2 separate regions of the Homo sapiens genome follow, and region 2 is linked to region 1. A link is a loop called in an ENCODE intact Hi-C map of the cell type or tissue named here. Cell type or tissue: endothelial cell of umbilical vein. All regions are shown on one strand. Links, peaks and the distances in the headings refer to the core of each region. The heading gives the core; the rest is flanking DNA. Region 1 has its middle 5.1 kb from the start of LINC01526. Region 2 overlaps LINC02542 (long intergenic non-protein coding RNA 2542).

Evidence for each region. A loop is a pair of places that touch in the nucleus more often than their neighbours do. Peaks named below come from ENCODE experiments on the same cell type or tissue, not always from the same donor. Only the 100,000 strongest peaks of a DNase experiment are listed, where the experiment ranks them.
Region 2: a loop joins it to region 1, with 2.9 times the contacts of the local background. A loop is called at or near these places in 1 of 110 quality-filtered maps.

The regions. Positions count from the first base shown.
Region 1 is chr6:81,806,842-81,811,246 of GRCh38, forward strand. No RefSeq gene overlaps it. Among named protein-coding and RNA genes, the nearest start is that of LINC01526, 5.1 kb to the right of the region's middle. In endothelial cell of umbilical vein, for the core only: no CTCF peak of the experiment used is centred there; a DNase peak (open chromatin) is centred at 2,210; H3K27ac peaks cover 1,379 bases.
Region 2 is chr6:81,864,179-81,868,583 of GRCh38, forward strand. The region is part of intron 3 of LINC02542 (long intergenic non-protein coding RNA 2542); the gene reads right to left. Among named protein-coding and RNA genes, the nearest start is that of LINC01526, 52 kb to the left of the region's middle. In endothelial cell of umbilical vein, for the core only: no CTCF peak of the experiment used is centred there; a DNase peak (open chromatin) is centred at 1,773; H3K27ac peaks cover 1,784 bases.

The sequences.
Region 1 (4,405 bases), core at 101-4,100:
ATTGCTGCAAAACAAATAGCCTCAAAATCAGAAGCTTAAAACTGAGAATATTTTTTATTGCTCTGAATTTATGGTTCAGCTATGTAGTCCTGCTCATCTGAAACAGGTTTGACTGGGTTTACTCATGCATTCACAATCAACTAGCTGGTCTAGGATGGCTTTGCTCGTATGTCTGGCAACAGTCAGGTTGTTGTCTGGGGTGATAGAGGTAATCGAGCCACATGTATCCACCTGCCAACGGGATACCTCAGCTCATTTTCATAGTTATGGGCAAGATTAACACAAGGCCTCTTGGAGCCTGGGCTTAGAAGTGGCATAAAACTCACTTGCTCCTAATTGTTGACTAAAACAAGTCACAAATACAGCTCAGATTCAGAGGTGGGAAAATAACTTCCACCTCTTAATGGGAGTCTGGGAAGTCAAAGGATATGGATATAGAGAGGCATTGGCAATTTGAGTCATCATCTACCACAACGTTTTCTCCCATCTACGTATGCTCACTTCAGGATCCAGCTGAAATCCTATTTACCTTGGTTAAACAAACTGCCTGTGAATGGGGCCGGCCCAGCTGTAAACCGACAAACAAAATCTTCTTTGTCCCTGGATTATGGTCCTGCTCTCCCATTTTCTGAATATGAACAATTTAGTAGACCTACTGAGACAAGGATAAAGTAGCTAGAATTTAGTCTCAGTTTCTCTTTTCTCATAAAAAAAAATCCCATATAATGCAAATTTGCAATTAGAATCAGGTTGTAGAAGAAAAATTAAAAAGAGATTTAGTGGAATTAAGGAAGCTGAATGAAATTTAATCCCAAACACCAAGAAAAATATGTCTTAAAAGCTGTGGTTTTACAAAGTATGAGAGATATATGGACCCAAGCTCAACTTGCGTAAAGAGAAAAAGGGGGCAAAAAAGGGCTACTTTATTCCAGATAGAAACACTAAGGTTATAGGAAGGAACTACGTTGTGATAACCTCCTTTTTCTTCTTTGGCCCCTTACCAACATTTGCAATTATATTTATTTATTAACTGGCCTTTTTGTTGACTCATGTATCCCTAACACCTAACTCAGTACTCTGGCACAATAAATAGTTAAATGTTAAACTAATGCCTCAATATATGAGACAACAATGACTTTTATAGAAAAGTTATATTCATGTATGCATTTCAGTAATGTTTTCCTTTTAAAAATACTTTCTGCATAGTCTTCAAAAGTGAAACAGTAGAAAGGAAGGGTCCCGCCTAAATATTGGAAAACATTTGAGGATTTCTATGGTTCTTTCCTTCCTTTTGCAGATTGCAGAAGAATTGTAGAACCATACCAATCTTTACGTTTATTCAAATTAATCAGCCCTATTCCCTCAGCACAGCAGTGTAACCTGCACAAACAATACTCATGCATCTGTTTATAACATTTCTGTGTGGAGATCACATTTACCAATTTGGCTTTCAATCACAGCAATGACTATCTCTCAATGGTTTTTTAGCCAGTCATATTAAAATAATCCTGCCCGCTGATTCAGAATAGGAAGAAAGGAAGATAATGAATATTAGTTGAGTGATTAATTATCAGTTCCTATTCTAGGGTCTCTAATACATTATCTCTTTTAATTCTCTAAAACAATTCTTCAAAATAAGTATCACAATCTCCATTTCACAGATGAGAAATCTGAGGCTCAAAGAGGTCAAGAATTTGATACAGTTTACAGTTTGTAAAGTGACAGATATGGGATGTCAACTCCAGTAAGTCTGTCTGATTCTAAAGCTTTTGTTCTTTTCACTCTATAACTGTATTACTTCATCTCTTTTGTTTTAATCAAGATGGGTTTATATTCTTTATTTGAATTTTAATGGGGAAGAAGCTTTATAAGGTATCATTGGAAATGTAGTAGAAAAGAAAAAGAAATTTCTAAGCCTCTCCTTCCATTTATGATTCTTCCGGAAAGCATTAACAACCAAGAGAATGTCATATTTCAGCCCTCAAAGCAGATTAAAACAAACATTCTCATCAGCTATGGTTTATGTCGCAGCAAAATTTTGTATTGCCCATAACTAAAATATGCCCCTCCTTTTGATAATGAAGATCCCAGGTCTCACTGTACCCCTCGTATCATTCATCCAATTCTGGCTGGCACTGCTCCATGGCTGCACTCCCAGAATCAGTACATTCCCAAGCCAAACCATTCTTCTATTTCGTATTATGTCTGCTTTAATGGGGGAAGGAGTCTCAGAGAAAAGGAAACAGATAGAGGCTGTGTAAACACAGCATATCCTAGGCTTCAGAGTGAAGTAATATTAGAGGAAGTTTGAAATTTTGCAAAGTGATAGCAATTATACAGTTTAAGCATAATTACATGTAAGCATCATATATAATATAAAAGAGAAAGATATTATAAGCAAGTGGCAAAGAAAGATGGAAATAGATATCAGTGCATACACAGGAGAAAAAGAAACGGACCCTCAGAGGATTAATACAATTTCCCCTTTTAGTGGCAAGCACAAGGCAGTTTAATTTCACTTACTTCTCTATTTGACAAGGTTGTTTTTATGATCTCTTCTATTTATAGCCAAATGTTCTCCAGTGCAGTACTCCTCAAACCTGACTGCATGAAAATCACTAGGAGAGTTTGTTAAAATGCGGATTCTGACCCAGTAGCTCTGGAGTAAGCCCTGAAGAGACTGTGTTTCTAACAAGCTCGCAGTTAATATCCATGCTGCTGGACAATTTTAGAACCCCATTTGAGAAGCAAGGCTCTTGTTCATAAGACACTATATTGTGGAGTATGAGCGGGGAGAGGAATAAAAAGATCTAGTGCCTTAGAAAATGGAGTTAAAAAGAATATTTACTTAGTTTGCATTTCTAAGAATTCTCCAATTTTGGGCTATCAGTATTGACATCTTTTATCAGATTTCAGAAACTCGTTATGCTTTCCTTTTTAATATAAACAACATTTTTCTTGTTTTGCTGACTTCTAGCATTTGAGACCAGTTAGTTCCTCAAATGTTAAGTCTGTGTTTATGTAACAAAAAATGAATTTAGATTTCTACTTTCAAGGGTTCAATAGGATTCTTTTTTTCTCTTATGGATGAATCTGTGAAGCCACAAAAATCAAAACCAACTAAGTCATGGTGGTTCATGCCTATAGTCCCAGCACTTTGGGAGGCTGAGGTGGGAGGATCACTTGAGGCCAGGAGCTGGAAAGCAGCCTGGGCAACATAGTAAGACCCTGTCTCAAAAAAAAAAAAATAGCTGGACATGGTGCTGTGTACCTGGAGTCAAAGCTACTCAGGAAGCTGAGGTGGGAGCATCAGTTGAGCCCAGGGGTTTGAAGCTGCAGTAAGCTATGATCACAACACTGCACTCTAAACTGTGCAAAAGAGTGAGACCCTATCTCTAAAAATAAAATAAAAATAAAATCAATGTCATTATTTGTATAGTACATACGTCATCTGAATCTAAACGGATTTTAAGGCGAAAATACATAAAACACAATTTTAAGGTTTCTTTTCGACAAGCAGTAGTAAGTTTCAGTCTAGCCAGGGGTAACCTAGTCTAAGAAAATGCTCCATAAATAATTGAGGGACACAGATTTGCTCCTTCTCTTTCAGAAGCTTCTGGCTAGAAAAAAAAATACTGAAATAAGATTTCCAGTTATAAAGTAAAACAGTATCTTTGTCAGAGATATAGTGAAATAAAGCTTGATTCTTCTCATTTCCCAGATCAGAAAATCAAGGCGCGGAGAGATTAGTCCACTTGTTTAAGATTGCTGGAGTCATTAGCTCCAGAGGATAAGTCATGAGAATAAAAGCCAGCTCACTGATGCTGAGGCCAGTTCCTTCCTCTCCCTATGCTGCCTGCCTGCTTAGGTTTCCACCCAACTTGGCTTTCCTATCCCCTGGACTTCTCACCTTCAGAAATGTCATTGACCCCTTAGAATTTCTGGGCTCAAGTGGTCCTCCCGCCTCAACTTCTTGAGCAGCTGAGACATAGTGCACACCGCCATGCTCTGCCAATTTTCCTTTAGAGGCAGGGTCTCGCTATGTTGCCCAGGCTACTCTCCAACTCCTGGCCTCAAGTGATCCTCCTGACTCAGCTTTCCAAAGTTCTGGGATTACAGACATGAGCACCATGCCTGACCTGATTTTCATCATTGATATGCTGGAATTTTAGGCAGTTTCTAACTCAGTTTGCCAGTGAGATGTTAAGATTGGTTCTCAGCACAAGTGAATGTCCTGTTTCAATATTTTTGCCCAGATCCACTGGTATATTATTAATAATAAACTTCATTTGCTCTCTTATAACTCCTATCATGTATGAATAACTTTTGAGAAATCTAGTCTTAGAACTCTAATCTTCCCCTGCTACCCCAATTTCCTTTCCTTTGGCCATTCCCAATCCCAACT
Region 2 (4,405 bases), core at 143-4,142, 57 kb after region 1:
GGATAAATACAGTATAATAGTGTAAAACTACAAGTTACACACACAACAAAAAAAGTCCCCAGAATTAGCTCAAAATTTCATAGAAGGAAACTTAAATTGCCATATTTACCAGAATGTAGGTAAATATTTGCCTCCATTGTCAATTGGTGCAAATATTTAAACAGCATAGGTACCTGTTTACTTAAAAGGTTGGCGTTGATTCCCTTGTTACTATAGGAGATAGTTAAAGTTGATTTCGTGCTCTAACTAAAAGCTTTCATATCTCTACTCTTGGGAGGAGTGGATGAATTCTACTACTGAAAGCTAAGGAGTTCTCTATGTGTTCAGGCCCTATCAATATGTTTGTCTGAATCATTTCTAACAATGTTAGTAGTTACTCTAGGTAACCAGGAATTGTTTTATTTTTTGGATATTGTACACATTTACTCTGGCACATGCACCAGAATTCAAGGGAGAAAACAATATAAAATTAGCAACTAGGTGCTTTGGTATGTATCTTAAGTGGACTAGTCACTATTTCCTGGAAATTCATACTAGTTTACACTTACATTAATTGCACACTCTGTTCTGGATGCTTGGAACACCCTTTCTTTTCCCAACAATGCATTTCTGTTTACCTCCTGAAGACTCAATTTCCTTTATCTTTCCTTCAGTATTAGAGAAAACTATATGTAGACTATATATATGTTAAATGGCAAACTGCTTTGTCATTTAACAACATGTGGAGATTATCTCATATTCTATCATATTCTATTAGCATATATAGATGTATTTTTAATGTACTACAAAGTTTTCCATTACATTACATAAAACAATTTATTCAGTCCCTTATTGGCACTATTAGTAGTGTCCAGTTTGTGCAATAACGAAAAAGGCTGCAAAAGATTGTAAATTGGTGTATCTTTATGTGTGTGTCTTTGAACATATGAAATTATAGCTAGAAATTGCTGTGTTTAAAGGGCATATTTATTTTAAATTTTGGTACCAATTTCCAAATTGCTCTATCAAGGGCTTACAACAACAGAAATAGGATTTACGAATGTTTCTTTGCCCATCCCAGAGCCAACACCCTACTATCAAACTTGATTTATCTTTGTACATCTGACTAGTGAAAAGTAGCATATTATTCTTAGTTTTTTAAAAATATGAGTCATTTAGATTCATTTTCTAGACTTTCTAAGGTTTTGTGTTCTATGTTGAACTACTTCAACCCATTTTTAGAAGTTCATGCACAGTTTGATAATATGAATATTTATTAATAATCTAACCTACAATCAGAATTTTTATTTTACTTTATTATTTTCTTTCTCACACTCTGTCTGCATCTTTTGTATTTATCTTTGTTAAAGCTTCTCTTGTTTGTTTCAGCCATTCTGCCAGCCTGTGTCGTGATGCCATCATCCACTGCATTAATTCCCCTCCCAGCCTTGTGCTCGCATCCTTCCATAAGAGCAACTGTCATTTTCTTCATTCAGATTTCTGGCCTTATGTGCTGTGGCCAGAACCCATCCAGATGACATGCTGTGGCCCTCAACTGAGGCCTTGCCCATCCTGACAGAATATCCCACGTGGCCTCTTATGCCCACCTCTAAGCTCTGAAACATGCTTGGGAGAAATCTCCTGCATAGGAACCATAGACGGAGATGTTTCTGCAGTATTTAAATGACAGTTGTTTACCCCCACCTCTCACCACTCATCATGCCTTCTCCTGGTTGTTTTAGTCAGCTGTATAATCAATCCTGATGAGTCATATCTTCACTACTGAGGGAAAGGGAATGGGAGAAAAGCTGAGGGAAACAGCTTCCTGATTTAGTTTATAAATCCACTGACTAAAAGAACAGACACTCTTGGTTTGTTTTTCCACCAACTCACACTTGAATGTTACGGAGTCATCTGATTTATCAAATACATTCACATTTTTTATTTCCTTTAAAGTGGCAGCTTTACTTAATAAAAAATAAAAACTGATCATCAATTGAATAAACCTAATTCAACTCTCCTTGCCCTTTTCTTCATGACTTACTATGGTCATCTTATTTTCATCTGCAGATGATTCAAACTTATTGTAATTCCTTCATATCCTTCCAAATCTTTTCCCCGAATCTTTTTAATTTGGGAGTTCTATCTAGACACACCCAGAGAGCTGGGTCTCAGGGCCCAGGAGATGTCCAAATCCCCTCTCCAGAGGGCAAAAGTATAGGGTAGGCAGGAAATGATCTACTTCTTTAAAATCACAGCATGTCTAGACTTATGCCCAAATACATCGGTTCATGATAAAGTAGTAAGTAGGACTTTTGTGGAAAAATACATGGTAGAGAAAACAACACAGAAGCTTACATCCTTTGAAAATTGGACATTGCATAGGGTTCAGGAATTGTCTAGCCACAGGTTGTTTACATGTGGTCTGAGCATTTTCTTAATGTGATCCTGTACTTAAGTGTATATAGGTTCAGCCAGAAAAGAGAAAGATGAACATCAAATTGTTGCAATGCCAGAAGAAAATTATAGGGTGTTCCCATGTTTGAAAGATCACTAGTTTTCACCATTGGTTTGGAGCAATGAATTATCCATAAATAAAAACCTTAGAGATCTCTGACCAAAAACATATACTTTGTTTACAAAAAGTACAAGTTCAATGAGTAGCCACTCCTATCAAAAAGATTAAGTGTATTCAATTTGAAAAAAAAGTTAGAGAAAGTAAAAGCATGAAGTAGCTTTGGAAATTTTCTGCCAACATATTCTAGAGTTTTCTTTCCCATACTGACTTATTTTATAACCAAAAAAAAAAAAAAAGAAGAAGAACTTTTGTTTTTGTTTTTCCTTTGTTTCGTTTTGAGACAGGGTCTTGCTCTGTTGCCAAGGCTGAAGTGCAGTGATGTGATCACTGTAATTCCAGATTCCTGAGATAAAGTGATCCTTCCACCTCAGCCTCCCAAATAGCAAGGACTACAAGTATATGTCACCACTCTGAGCTAATACTTTTTCTTATTTGTAGAAACAAGGATCTCACTATGTTGCCTAGGCTGCTCCAACTCCCAGCCTTAAGAGATCCTCCCACCTGAGTCTCCCAAAGAACTTGGCTTACAGGCATGTGCCACCTTGCCTGGACAGAAAAAGCTTTTAATAACTAATTCTATTTAGGAAAGTCTGTAAATAATGATGGCTTTCATTTATTGATTGCTTACTCTGTGCAAGACACTATACTAAGAAGTTTACATGCATCATCTCATATGATCTTCAAAGTAACCCTGTACATTGGTCAACACTGGCCCCACAAATCTATGACAAATAGAAATTCAACACAATTGACAACTCAAAAGTTTATTTCTGACACACAAAAGTTTATTCTAATCCAGTGTGGGTCAGGTAAATTTCCAGGGTAGTCATCCTCAGATTTCACATCACTGCAATACAAAACAGCTACACATTGCACCGCAGCTTTCAAATTCTTTGGACTAGAAGTGGCACACATCACTTTTATTAACAGCCCACTGACCAGAATTACTTGTATGTCTAAATGTAACTGCAAAGGAGGTGGGAAATGTGAGGAAGCACATGGATATTTACTGAGCAGTATATTTTCTATATTCTATAGAGTAGGCATTATCTCCATTTTATAGATAAAGAAACTGAAGTGTATCTATAAATTTACAGCTACAGAGAAGCAGATCTCTAATTCAAACAATAAACTGCATCAGCTGTTCAAATATTGGAACCACCTTTGTTTTGCTGATAGTGGTAAGGCTGCCTTACTTATCTTTGCATCTTATATAATAACTAGATAGAGATCAACAAATGCATTTAATGTAGATATAATATGACTTTTTATGAACTGAATAATGTGATTATTTCTTAAACCCTCAATTATAAATAAAAGATTCTCATACTTGTTATCTCTATCATCCCAAACACAGATCTCATACTAAGTGCTCAATTAGTAAGTATGGATTGGTTGATTGACTGAAACAATTTTCAGCTTCCCATTAATACTTTCCATTTGGACTAGTTATTTGTATTTTCACCTTCTAATGGCAGAGGTAAAATATCCTAAATAAAGCCAAAGACTTTTCTGGAAAAAGAAGAGAGTTATTTATTCTAATTTTTCTAGATTTACCTGATGATTTTCAACTTGGGTAAAGAAAAAAGCACTTTAAAGTTATTGAAAGCTGACACATACCACAGAGTAGCGGAAAAGAAAACATTGTTACCAGCCAATCATTATGATTTTATATGATTTGGTTGTCTTCTTTTTAACACATTATTTTCAGTTTCTAGGACAGCCATAATTTTGCATGAGTTTATACCAGATTTCTTGCTCTGCCTTTATGTATTTTTTAAACTTTCTATTCTTTTTAATATTCTTCTATCCTCTTATTTTGTTTTTGAAAGTTTCTTCATCTCTCTT